2 separate regions of the Homo sapiens genome follow, and region 1 is linked to region 2. A link is a loop called in an ENCODE intact Hi-C map of the cell type or tissue named here. Cell type or tissue: mammary epithelial cell. All regions are shown on one strand. Each heading gives the region's core, and the rest is flanking DNA. Links, peaks and the distances in the headings are about the cores only.

Region 1 (7,175 bases), core at 1,996-4,495, 210 kb before region 2:
AGGACATTTACTTTCTCCTCTCTTCTCTTCTTGACCCTTCAAAGACCTCCACCCAGAGACTTATCCCTAGCAAGGTAATTATGCCTTGATGGATTATTTACTGCCACCAACAGAGTGTTCCCTCCACATCTAGCTACTAAACTCTTAGCATCTGGACAGGTAAAGCAGAGTTTTACTGCCTACCAGCCCCAGTGCTGAATACTCAATAAATGTTAGACTAAACTGAGCAAGACTAAACGACACTGGCCCCATCCAAATCCTTTCTTTCCAAGGGGATCTGTAGTTTCAGTCTCCACCACACATCCCTGTTGCAAAACAGGATCAAAATTTCTCTCTGCTTCTTATACTTCAGTCTTATTCATCCAAGAACTCCAATGTTTAGTCTCTTAAGTGGCCCAGTGTCTGAAGACTGCAAACCTATCCAATCCATTGGAGCATATTGTCAAAACTACAAACTATGGTTTGAGGAGGTTGAATGTAAACTCTTAGGAATTCAAAGAATGGAGCAATTCACTATATTTCACAGTTGACTCCACTGCTCTCCCACAAGATAAATTTAAGTTCCTTCTCTGCAAATCTGATAGTTATCACACATTCGCCTCTGCTCCCCAAGTCAAAGGCTTCCCTTGGACTGCTCACATTTCTGCAAATTGGTGTCTATTTGTAGCAATTTGGTTTATTATCACTGGTTCAGGGACAATTTAGAGCAGACCTTGGCAAGCTCTTATGATAACAATCTGCCCCGTTGTGCTCCTTATGGAAGACACCTGCTTTGCCAGGATGATGCATTAGCTGTGGGTGACTGAGTAAGAACATAATTAAGCTGTCAAAGTTTCCACTGGACCCTCCTGGGCCTGGGCATAGTAAATCTCAGTCAGGTCTGCCCATCTTGCATGTTGGCCACAGTGCCTGTTCAGTCAGAGGGCCCTAGTGCCTTCCTTCTGCATTTGGTATCATAAAATGTCAATGACCTAAGACATAGGTCACTTAGGAAAGAAACCAGGGCTTGAGAGCCCCACTGATAGTCTCTAGGTTGGTTATTTTGCCCCCATCCTTTCCAGAATTATTCTAACCCAAGAGAACCCTGGAGTCATCCTGTAGCCAAAACAGTTTCCAGAAGGCTAAACACTGCCAGAACAGAATGGTTTTCATGAGGATCTAGCCTTGCTCCAACTTGGGTCTTTATCTATTGATGGTCAAAATGATAAATAAAAATGTTCCTATATCTCCTCAGTAGAGGATGACTGTCCCTGGAGGTAGAAGAGGTCACAGGTGAGATTTTATATACCAATAAATTATGTTTCTCTATTCACTAGGCCAGGCCTTCCCACCAAGACCCACTGCAATTATAATTGTAGATAACTTTAGATTAAAAGTCAGGGGACAACTGTGGTCCTTGGTTTCATCCTTTCTCACCAGTGCCAAACTCCCCAACTACTGCAGCTACTCTGTCCCTGGCCTATCAGCCCTCTTTCACATATTATGAGGTTTGATGGAAACAGCACAAGCTTTGAACCTGCACCCACCTGGCCACAAATTTGGTTCTGACTCTTTTTTTGTTTTTTTTGTTTTTGTTTTTGTTTTTGTTTTGAAAAGGAGTTTCACTCTTGTTGCCAAGGCTGGAGTGCAATGGTGCGATCTTGGCTCACTGCAACCTCCGCCTCCCGGGTTCAAGCGATTCTCCTGCCTCAGCCTCCCAAGTAGCTGGGATTACAGGCATGTGATACTATGCCTCGCTAATTTTGTAGTTTTCGTAGAGATGGGGTTTCTCCATGTTGGTCAGGCTGGTCTTGAACTCCCAACCTCAGGTGATCCGCCTGCCTCGGCCTCCCAAAGTGCTGAGATTACAGGCATGAGCCACCGCATCCAGCCAGTTCTGACTCTTATAAGCTGCAAGACCCTGGGCAACTTACTTAATCCCTGTGAGTATCAGGTACCACCTTACACCTTGTAATGTGGGTTAAATAAAATTATATCCACGAAGTACCTGGTAATGTCTCAATAGATACTAATTCCCTCCTTCATCCTCTACCCAGTCATTTACAAAGTCTTTCAGGCCATTCAGGCCTCCAGCATCATCCCCTCAAAAGCCCACTCTAAAGCACCTCCCAATTCAGTCACTCATGAGGACATCACTTTTCAGATCTTATTTACTCACTCATCTACTTGATCACTTGTTTTTCTTCCTTGCCAATTTGGTTTCTTTCGTTTTTTTGTTTTTTGATTTTTTTTTGTCTTTGAGACAGAGTCTCACTCTGTCGCCCAGGCTGGAGTGCAGTGGTGTGATCTCGGCTCACTGCAACCTCTGCCTCCCAGGTTCACATCATTCTCCTGCCTCAGCACCCTGAGTAGCGGGACTACAGGCACCCACCACCATGCCCAGCTAATTTTTTATATTTTTAGTAGAGACGGGGTTTCACTGTGTTAGCCAGGATGGTCTCAATCTCCTGACCTCGTGATCTGTCTGCCTCGGCCTCCCAAAGTGCTGGGATTACAGGCATGAGCCACCACGCCCAGCGTCTTCCTTGCCAATTTCTATGAGCTCTGTGAGGGCAGGGAGCTTGTCTGTTCTTGCTGACCACTATCTGCAGTGCCTAAAGCAGTTCCTGAGACACCACAGGAACTCAGAAACATGTGTTGGATGAATAAATTTTCAGCATAGGCTCTGGCTGAGAAAACCTCACAGTGTGGAAAGGGCAGCACTGACTCGGGTTTGCTGTGGGTCAAGGGCTTCAGGGAGGAATCACAGGCAGATCATGACCTTCCAGCTCCACAGGTGGCTCAAAGCACAGGGGGAAGAGCTTGTTAGCATTGAACTCACTTCATGTGTCTCCACAATCTCTCAGGTCTCTGGTGGACAGCTGAGCAAGCCAGAAGCTTCCATCAGGGCAGATCATGCTGGGCATCCTCCCCCTGTGGGTTCCTCATAGGACACACCCTGGACTTCCCTGGAGAAGCCCAGAAGTGACACAGAAGAGCAGGGGGAATCCTTCTCAGAAGGAAAGGTGAAAAACAGAAAGAACCAATTACATGTTTTCCCAGCGACAGAGACTGAAAGCACAAGTCTTGGGCATGTGCCATGAAACACCTTCTGTCTAGCTGGAAGCCAGATCTGGCCTCATTAATCCACTTCTGCTTAGTATTTCTTTGTTGAAAAGAAAAAAGAAAATCCTATCTCTGGTACAAGGAAAGTTTTTTGTTCCTTAGAGAAAGCTACAACAAATACATTGACTACGTTAAACCTCACTAGTAATCTAGCTAAATATAAATTAAGATAAAGTGCCATTTCCCTTATAAAATTAGAACAATTAAAATAATTCTCCATATGGATTAAAGTGAGATAAAATGGCATACTCATAGATTCCATTAAGAGAATAAATTACTATAAAAATTTTGGAAAGAAATTTGGAATCTTAGAGAAATATTTACATTAGGTCTGCCACTTATGGTTGTACAGTTGTGTTTTGTACAACTCTAAGAGGCACCATTCACCTTCCAAGAATTGTAAGCATAATTACGGAGGCAATTTTCCTGTAGATGGCAGTCGAGTGTCTAGTGGAAAGGGTGCCTCTTTCTAATTTGCACAGTTGCCTTATCAGCTACTGGCAAGGGTGATTTACATACATGAATACAGTAGCTACATTTCCATGAAATATACACTGAGCAAAAAATTCCCAATGTGGGAAATGTTTTATTTACAAAGATGTTCATCACAGCATTTTTCAAAAAGTGCGAACAACCTAAATGTCCAACAGTAAGGAAATTATTCAATCAAGTGTGCTAAACACAATTGATATTTATGAACTGCTTATAATGATATGGGGAAAAGCTTCTGCTGCGTTATCATTATAATTTTATACTTAGGGATACAAAATTGTGTATACAGCATGATTACTACTAAGTAAATCAAACAAAAATATTTAAAAGCTATTCATAATAAAATTGCAGGATGATAATAAGCCAAAATATTAGCAGTAGTTATTTTGGGGTATAGAATTACTAATGCTATTTTTGCCTCTCTAATTTACTATATTTTCTAAATATTTTAATAAGCATGTGTTCATTTTATATTGAAATCTCCACCAATAAATTTTTAGAAGTAGAGAATAGTTAGAAATGAGAAGCAGAACTAAAACCTTTTAAAATTCCGTTGCTGAGACACAAAATCATTGAAACACCTGGTGTGGTATTTCAGTATTTGTGGAAGGTGTTTTAGTATCAGCCAAAAATTTTTTTACACCACCTGCTCCAGAAACTCTCATCAAGAGCAGGAGCCAGGGGCATGGAAAGCTCTAAAGAAGGAAAGAGAAGGATCTCTGTCGCCAAGAATAAAAGAGTCTTATTGTTGCCTACAGAAATGCCTCATTATCTCCAGACCCCCAAACATCTCAACGGACAATCTTTGACAGGGTAGAAAGGCCTCCTCCCAGTCAACATGGGATGGTTATGTTATGAAAATTCCTAAATATCTCCATTTCATGTCTATAAGGGATAGCAATCATGAATTTATCACAAGTTTCTTTGAAATCATTAGTCTTCATATGCCCTCTGTCTCTACTTTTACTATCCCCAATAGACAGTAAGGTATTAGTTACTTGGAGCTAAAATGATTTATTATGTTTTCCTAGGGCTCTGTTCCCAGTGAGAAGGGTGATTTTGAGAAGGCTTAAAGGTTGGGAGAGAGGGCTCTTGGCAAGAGGCCAGCTACAGGCAGCCAGGAAAGGAGCATCTGCCATCCAGGGAGGAGGACGTTGGGAAGACTGGTGCACTCCGAGCAGATCTTTGAAAGGAAGACATTGACAGTGAACCGAGGGAGGATACAGACACTGGTCTGAAGTGGGAGGAAGCTAAGAACCCTGCACAGGGCTACCATGCACCAGGACTCATTCCTGGCCCTCCACCACTCCTGGGGAAGAGGTGAGTTGAACAGGGGAAGAGTGACCTGCTGTAGCCATGGGCCTCTGGAATCCTGGCAACAGGAGACCCCATGACCCCCAAGCACACTTGAGCTGGCATGGAAAGCTGCTTAGAGAGGTGGTAGGAGCAGGAATCTAGCCTGTGTAGAGCCCAAAGAACTTGGTGTGGGAATGTCAACAGTGGAGCATGGCCAAGGACACTCATCCCCAAAAACTCTCTATCCTCCCCTAGGAGGCTTTCGCCTTAGGGGAACTGTTGGGCCTGAACTGAGCATGGCAGCCTTGCTGCTGAGATAAGGCCAGTCTGATCTAGGGCTCTTCTATCTGCCGACCTCTCCCAGGGCCCCAGCCTGGCCATGCCCACTTGCAGTGAAGCCTCGGTGCCCAACTGGAGTGACTCCTGGAGGCCTACATACCAGCCAACCACCTGGCTGTCAGGGAACTCCAACAGAACAGCCTCTGCCAATGCACACCAGCCCACCTATACCATCCCCCCATTGCACCTGCCCCCATGCTATTTTGCTGGCACACACTTGCCTATGCCCAACCCCTACCACCACAACCCCACCAATTTGCTGGTGAACACATGCTTGCATGGATCTCGCCTCTACTTCCCCACTGGTGCACATGTGCATGTGTATCCCACTGCACCATTGCTGCTGGCATGAGCATGCCTCCTTCCCCTTGCCACAATTACTATCATGAATGTGCACATGGAGGCCAATGGCCCTGCATCCCACTCCATGCCACCACTGCTGCCAGTGCAAACACAAGCACAGAGGCCAGCACCCTGCACCTGCCAGCACCGTGCCCCTGCGCCAACACCATAACTGGTGCAAACAAGCACACGAATGCCAGCAGCCCTGCACCCTGCACTCCCACTGCCACTGGTGTGATGGATACATGGAGGCCAGCAGCCTCACACTTACCAGCACCCCACCCCAGCCAACAAGCTTGCTCCCTCATGCTGCTGCTGCTGCTGCTGCTGCTGGCACCTGGGCATGAACATAGATCCTGCTGCCACTGCCCTGATGAAGAAATTTGGCTGGCACCACCCATTAGAGTGTTGTGGCCAGTGGTCTGGGAGCACACCAGCCTCTCCAATGTAGCAGATGCCTAACTTCCAGGGGCCAGAGAACAAAGCCAGGGCCTGATACCAGCCCCCGCAGAGTTATAGCATTGATCCCAGGAGTGCTGAGTTGAGAAACTCCAGGGGCCTGAGAACAAAGCCAGGGACTGATACCAGCCCCCCAGAGTTATAGCATGAATCCCAGAGGGGCTGAGTTGAGCCTTGGGTCCCTAAAATCTTCAATAAATGAACCCAGTTCACTGAACCCACTTTGTACCACAGTCAAACCCCCAACCACATCAAAGAAGATAAAGGAGAAAAACCCATTCAAAGGACAGCAACTTTATGGACTGAAAGAACATAAGCCCATACAGATAAGAAAGAGCCACTACAATAACTCTGGCAACTCAAAAAGCCAGAGTCTCTTTTTACCTCCAAACAACCACACTAGTTCCCCAATGAAGTTCTTAACTAGGCTGAAATGGCAAGAATAGAATTCAGAATATAGGTAGGAATGAAGATCATTGAGATGCAGGAGAAAGTTGAAACCCAATCAAAGGATTTTAAGGAATACAAGAAAACAATACAGGAGATAAAAGATGAAATGGCCATTTTAAGAAAAAACCATACTGAACTGATAGAGCTGAAAAACTCACTTTAAGAATATAAGAATATAATCACAAATATTAATATCAAAATTGACCAAACTGAGGAAAAAATCTCAGACCTCAAAGATTAATCCTCTGAAATAGCTGAATTACACAAAAATGCAGCAAAAATACTTAAGAAGAATAAAGAAAACCTTCAAAAAAACATAAGACTATGTAAAGAGACCAAATCTATGACTTATTGGTGTCCCTAAAAGAGAGGGAGAGAAAGGAAGCAACTTGCCCGTTAGGAACCAGGCCGCATAGCAGGAGGTAAGTGGCAGACAAGTGAGCATTACCACCTGAGCTCCACCTTCTGTCAGATCAGTCATGGCTTAAGCTTCTCAGGAGCATGAACCCTATTGTGAACTGAACATGCAAGGAATGCATGTTGCACACTCCTTATGGGAATCTACCTAATGCATGATGATCTGAGGTGGAACAGTTTGTTCAAAACTATCCACCAACCCCCATCTATGGAAAAATTGTCTTCCACGAAACCAGTCCCTGGTGCCAAAAGGCTGGGGACAACTGAACTAAAGA
Region 2 (7,175 bases), core at 3,044-5,543:
CCTGGTAAGCGCTTCTCTCTGCTTCCAGGATGGCATCCGTTGCTGCGCCTTCTCATGGTAGAAAGGATAGAAGGGCAAAAGGGGCTAAATGCAGTGTGAATCTCTTTTACTGACATTTTAATTCCATTCTTGAGGGCTCCACACTGACGATTTAATCATTTCCTGAAGGCCCCACCTCTTAATACTATCAGGTTGGCAATTATGTTTCAACAAGTGAATTTGGCAGACAAACTCAGACCACAGCATTCTTCTCCTGGCCCCCAAAATTCATGTCCTTCTCACATGCAAAGCACCTTTATTCCATCTCTTATCCCCTCAAAGTCTTAACTCATTCCAGCACCAAATCAGAGTCTAAGGACCATAGTTTCATCTAAATAAATATAGGTGATACTCAAGTGATGGATCATCCTGAGGCAAATTCCCCCTCCAACTGGGAGCCTGTGAAATCAAACAAGTTATATGCTTCCAAAACACAATGGCAAGTCAGGCATAAGATAGGCATTCCCTTTCCAAAAGGAAGACATAGGAAAGAAGGAAGGGGTAACCGGTTGCAAGTCTAAAACTCAACAAGGCAAACAATATTAAATCTTGAGGCTTGAGAACAGTCTCATTAGACTCCATGTCCTGTCTTCTGGACACACTGGGGCAGGGGCTCAGCCCCCAAAGTTTCAGGGAGCCCTACCCTCATGGCTTTGCTAGGTGTCACCTATACAGCAGCTCTCAGAGTTTGGGCCAGGTGCCTGCAGCTCTCCCAGGGTGGTGTTGCACACTGGCGGCTCTTTGTAAGTCTTTGTAGAACCCACTGTAGCAGTGACTCCAATCCCACAGCTCCACTAAGCATTGTCCTAGCTCTCTGTGGTGGCTCTGCTCTGTAGCAGTTCACTGCCAGGGCTCTGAGGCTCTCCAAGGCATCTTTTGAAATCTAGATAGAGGCAGCCATGCTCTCACAGCTCTTATTTTCTGTACATATGCACATGTATGTCACCAAGGCTTACTGTCTTGTGCCCTCTGGAACAGTGGCTCAAGCCCCACATGGGCCTACTTGAGCCACTGTTGGGGTGGCCAAGAAGCACTGCATTCAAATACAAGTAGCAGAGACTTGAGGCAGCCCTGGGCAGTGAGCCCTGAAGCCTCACACCTCTGGACCCCTCTCTTGAAACTATTCTGCCCTCAAGGCCCTGGTACTCCAGGCCTGTGATGGAAGTGGCAGCCTGGAAGAGCTCTGAAACGTATTTTGGATCACTCTTCCATTGTCTTGATGAATAGCATCTGGCTTTCTTCTATCCATGCTAATGACTTTATCAAACATTCACTTGGCCACACCCTTGGTATTCTTTCCTGAACAATCTTTTAAATCATTAGGTTGGTGCAAAAGTAATTGCAGTTTTGCCATTATAAAACCAGGCTAAGAATACCAAATCTTTAAGTTCTCTTTCCCTTTTGATGATTATAAATTTTTCCTTTAATTCATTTTTCTTTTATTTTTCCTTTTACATAGCCAGGCTGAGAATTTTCCAAATCTTTAAGTTCTCCTTCCCTTTTGACTATAAATTCTTCGTTTAATTCATTTTTCTTTTCTCAGATTTTACTATAAGCAGTCAAGAGAAGCCATGCTGCACCTTCAACACTTTGCTTAGAGATTTCTTCCACCAAATAACCTATTTTATTGCTCTTAAATTTTGTCTTCCACAAGGTACTAGTACATGGACACAAGTTAGCTAAGTTATTTGCCACTTTTTAACAAGGATAGCCTTTCCTCCAGTTTTCAGCAAGGCATTCCTCACTTTCATCTAAGACCTCATTAGAATGGCCTTTACTGTGCATATTTCTACCAGCATCTGGATCACAACAACTCAGATAGTTTCTAAGAAGACAAGGCTCTCTCTGTGGCTCTTTTCATCTCCCAAGCCCTCACCAGAAGCACCCTTGACGCTTCATCCACAGCAAATCTAGACTTTTATTAGCATGCACCTCTAAACTCTTCCAGCCTCTAACCAGTTTCAAACCTGCATCTACATTTTCAGGTCAGCTATTTGTTATAGCAATGTCATGCTTCCTGGTACCAATTTCTGAGTTCATTTATGCTGCTATTTTTTTCCACAGAGGTAATATGGTTATATTACTCAGCATAGCAGAGTAGTCAAGTGCACAGCCTCTGGAGATGTACTCCCCAGGTTCAAATCCTGGCTCTGCTGCTTGCTAGCTGTGTACCTTGAGCAACTTTCTCTGAGCCACATTTTTCCCTGCTGTAAAATGGGAGTAACAATCATTGTAAATCTGTCCTTATAGGCTGCTAAAAGAATCAAATGGATTAAAATATAACTAAAGTGCTTAGAAGAATAACTGGCATGTAAGCAAGTGACATATGAGTACTACCATGGTACTGATGTATTTATTCCAGCCTCACAAGCTTGTTAGAGTCACCTCTTCCCCAAGTCAGCTACAGCTGTGCAGATGAGACCTGGGACACTGGGAATCTAACTATGTGAATAGGAATTATTATAGCAGCAGCAGAAATAAGTCCATATGTTCATATTTCAAATATATTGTAAACAACTGGGGAACTTGAGTGCTTAACACAGTACCTGGAAAGTAAGCACTCCTTCCCTCTGCCATATCTTTTCTACCCATTCCCAATCCCAACTTTAACCTTATAGTCAAGTTACATTTTGGATGCTTTCAATGTTTTTGTATAACATTGAATCAAAGGGAAGGGTCTGTTTCAGATCATTATTCATCTTTTCATTACTGTCATATATTTTATTGATTTTTCATTGAAATGTTTTTTCAACATTTTAAAATGAGGCTTTGGCTTCAGCAGATCCCAGATCCTGACATCTGGTGAATTACAAACAATTGTGTAGGTTTGTTTTTAATTTTAATTTCAAAAAATCAATAAGTCATTGTGATGTCTTTAGAAGATATTAAATAATACAATCAATTTGGAATTTATTATAAAGATGCTCTTTTCAACAGTGTCTATGCAAAATCAGAATATTTGTGAAGCCTTAAGGTGCTTGGCTTTCTGGAATGGCATTAAGATCCAGAATAGAATGACTATAATCCCAGCACTTTGGGAGGCCGAGGAGGGCAGATCACCTGAGGTCAGGAGTCTGAGACCTGCCTGAGCAACATGGAGAAACCCCATCTCTACTAATAATACAAAAATTAGCCGGGCGTGGTGGTGCATGCCTGTAATCCTGGCTACTCAGGAGGCTGAGGCACGAGAATCATTTGAACCCGGGAGGCAGAGGTTGCGGTGAGCCAAGATCGCACCATTGCACTCCAGCCTGGGCAACAAGAGTGAAACTCCATCTCAAAAAAAAAAAAAAAAAAAGATCCAGAATAGAATCAAGAGGGCCTACGGAGAGCATCCAGGACAGAAAAAGTTTTGCTAAGAACAAGTTCAAGGAAAATTAACATATTTACTGGAAATTACTTTTTTCCATTCAAAATTTTTTTTAAAAATTGCTTTTAAAGTAATCCGAATTTCATCTGCTACTGAATGAATAGCAGAACATCCATGAGAACACTGATGCTGGTTTTGGCCACTAACAGATTTGCAACTAGGTCATGTGCGAAGATACAGGGTGAAGACGGCTTTGTAACCATTCACCTGGAAATAGATTAGAGGCCACATGCAGAAGCCACAGCCTTGGGGATCAGGTAGCTCACTGCTAATCCAGGTAGCCCATCTAGGGGAAAATGCGGCTTGGAGACTTGGAGAATCATGTGCCTTTCCTGAGTTTTTAATCCTTCATGGGGCAGAGTCAGGACAGACCCAGCCCTTCTGATTTCCTGCTCAACACCCTTCTGACATTCCAAGCTAGAAGTGAGAACTCAGAAATTCTGTCATTCTGTCATCCACCACCAGTAGGGGTGCTGCTCCTGGCGGTGCCCTTGGACTTGCTGACTGGAGGTCAGAGCTGAGAATGGCAGTCCCCCAGTTCCCCCAAGAAAGACACGTTGCCTCTGTACCTTGACAAGACCCATGATCAGCAACGAATTCACTGGCCACCTACTCTGTTGGCTGTTGGATTTGAAGACAGGGCAAAAGATAACACACAGACACACATATTTTGTTTAAATTGGGCTTTGCCCAACTCACAGAATTACCTAGGCAAGGCATAAGAGCCACAGCCCTGGCTGTTCCTCTGTGGCTGAGACAACACTGACATCTTGTGGTCTTGAATTCAGCCAGCCCTAAGCGTCACAGGCCAGAGTCTACCCAGCCCTGCCAGGAGGAGCTTTTCCCAGCCCTACAAATGGGAATGGATCCATTCTGTGTGGACTCTGCCTGCAGGGGGCTCATGGTTTAGCAGGACACCCAAGTAACCAACCATGTGCACACACTGGGTGACACAGACAGCGCCTGGCATCTGACCAGCCGCACACACACACTCAACCCAGACAGCAAATACTCAGCGTGCAACACTGCGGGCAGCTCCAGAACTGGCGTTAAATAAGAAGCATGCAGACAATTACAATACAGTGAGAAAGGTGCCGATTAAGGTATGAATAACAGCTGTGGGAACACACAAGCAGAGTGGACAGACAGCCAGAGGATACGGTAAGCCTTCAGAAATGACATAAGATCAGGAACACAAAAGATACTGTGGAGTAATCAAGGAAGCAAGGTGCGGAATGATTAAGTCAGAATTTCCCAGCGTCACAGAATAGATTCAGTTTAGAGGTGGAGTGCTAAGCCCCGGGAGATGGCTTCTACAGCATGAGAGGGGATCGACAGGGTTCATTTGGGGAGAAGCAAGAGTGCGAGTGAGAGACACAGAGAGGGAAAGCGTAAAAGACAAGTCTGTAAAGATAGACAGCCTTGAATGCTAGAATAAAGCGTTCACGTTATTCAATTGCTGAAAGTCACGTTATAACGCTGTATTTAAGAAGAAATGATCTGGCAAAGATAAAGCATGAACTATAAGCACAAGACAAAGACTGGAAAGATGCTCCCCCTCGTGTCAGCAGGGGCTGTCCCTAGGAAAGAGGACTATAATGCTTATTCCTGTCATTTTTCTTTTTTTTTCTATTGTTACATATTTTAATACTTTGGTAATGAAAGAAATGACGATCAAGCTATTGCCATATGAAGCAGATGGATGATAAGAGTGGGAGCCTGGCCACTCGCATAGTCATGGTCAGTTTCCTTCAGGAGGAAGCTCCTTCCCAAAAGCAGACAGGACAACAGGGCTATGTGAGACTCCGGATCAGAATCTCAGCATCTGTCTAACTGGGAGGACCCTTAGGTATCTACTCAACCCCCTGCTGCAGACAAGGGCTGGGGCTCTTGGAGAGGAAGTGGCTCCCCCCGGGACACACAGCCCTTCCTAGACCTCAGGATTCAGGCTCAGCTCCTGATTCCCTCTCAGGGCCCCCTCCTCTTCCCTTCCCACCGCTGCTCACCTCCTCTCATTATCTGTATAGCCAGAAGCCACCACAGCATGGCCAGGACCCAGAGCTTCACGAGGGCCCTCAGGTAGCAGCCAAGCCAGGGCTGCAGCAGCACGTCTGCCTTTCCACAGGTCAAGGCTAAGACATACTGTAAAGCTCCACCTGAAAAAGAAAGCAATGAAATACCAGGACCTGGCAGGGCACGGTGGCTTACACCTGTAATCCCAGCACTTTGGGAGGCCGAGGTGGATGGATCACCTGAGGTCGGGAGTTCGAGACCAGCCTGACCAACATGGAGAAACCCCGTCTCTACTAAAAACACAAAATTAGCCAGGTGTGGTGGCGCAAGCCTGTAATTCCGGCTACTTGGGAGGCTGAGGCAGGAGAATCGCTTGAACCTGGGAGGCAGAGGTTGTGGTGAGCCGAGATTGCGCCATTGCACTCCAGCCTGGGCAATAAGAGTGAAATTCTGTCTCAAAAAAAAAAAAAAAAATACCAGGACTTATTTTTTAAAAATGTAAGGACCGGGCACAGTGACTCACACCTGTAATACCAGCACTCTGGGAGGCCAAGGCAGGTGGGTCACCTGAGGTCAGGAATTCAAGACCAGCCTGGCCAACATGGTGAAACCCCCGTCTCTAATAAAAATACAAAAAATTATCTGGGCATGGTGGTGGGCACCTGTAATCCCAGCTACTCAGGAGGCTGAGGCAGGAGAATCGCTTGAACCCAGGAAGTGTAGGTTGTGGTGAAACGAGATCTCACCATTGCACTCCAGCCTAAGCAACAAGAGTAAAACTCCATCTCAAAAAAAAAAAAATTAAATTCTTGAGTACACATGCAGGATGTGCAGGTTTGTTACATAGGTAAATGCGTGTCATGGTGGTTTGCTGCACCTATCAACCCATCACCTAGGTATTAAGCCCAGCATGCATTAGCTATTTTTCCTAATGCTCTCCCTCCCCACACCCCACCTGCCGACAGGCCCCAGCATGTGTTGTTCCCGTCCTTGTGTCCATGTGTTCTCATTGTTCAGCTCCCACTTATAAGTGAGAACTTCCAAATACCAGAACTTTTATGTTATTTCAGCCAGTGGTTCTCAAAGTGTGTTTCAGAAACCCATGGAAGTACCCATGACCCTTCCATGGAGTCTGTAAACGCAAACTATTTGCATAAAAATACTAAGTACAATCTAGCTTCTTCATTCTCATTCTTGCATAAGCCTAGAGAGGGGTTTCCAGAGGCAACTTGCATGGAATATCACAACAGATTGAATGCAAACAGATTGACAGCGGCACCTGAAATAATTGTTGGAGGATGAAAAGGTAGGCTCAAACTTTATTGAATCTATTCAATTGAATGCAAAGATGGAAATGAAAACCTGTCTTCTGTTAAGCCAGACATTTGTAAAAGTTGAAAAAAATATAAAACAATGCTATTCTTCTCAATAATCTTTTGAAGTAGAATATAGTTATTTGAAATATTATCGTATGTACAAGTATTATGCTATTTTATTTTTTAATTCATAAATATATTTGAAAAATTTCAGTTCTAGTTTATAATATGGTAAATATTGATAGATACAACCCACATAAATAAAAACTCTTTGGAGCTCCAAAAATTTTTTTAAGTGCCAAGAGACCAAAACTTTTAAGAACCACTAATTCTACTTTCTAGCCTATCACCCTACCTCCTTCCCATTCCCTGCCGTTGTCTGAACCTGCCAGATCCCCCACCTTCAAGGGGCAGATCTCCTTTCTTACCATCTTACT

What was found. Peaks named below come from ENCODE experiments on the same cell type or tissue, not always from the same donor. Only the 100,000 strongest peaks of a DNase experiment are listed, where the experiment ranks them.
Region 1: it touches region 2 in a loop (8-fold over the local background); 2 of 110 quality-filtered maps call a loop at or near these places.

What each region holds. Positions count from the first base shown.
Region 1 is chr10:84,816,682-84,823,856 of GRCh38, reverse strand. No RefSeq gene overlaps it. Among named protein-coding and RNA genes, the nearest start is that of LINC01519, 380 kb to the left of the region's middle. In mammary epithelial cell, for the core only: a CTCF peak has its summit at 3,530 (motif pointing right); a DNase peak (open chromatin) is centred at 2,586; H3K27ac peaks cover 276 bases.
Region 2 is chr10:84,610,596-84,617,770 of GRCh38, reverse strand. No RefSeq gene overlaps it. Among named protein-coding and RNA genes, the nearest start is that of CCSER2, 290 kb to the right of the region's middle. In mammary epithelial cell, for the core only: a CTCF peak has its summit at 4,191 (motif pointing left); no DNase peak of the experiment used is centred there.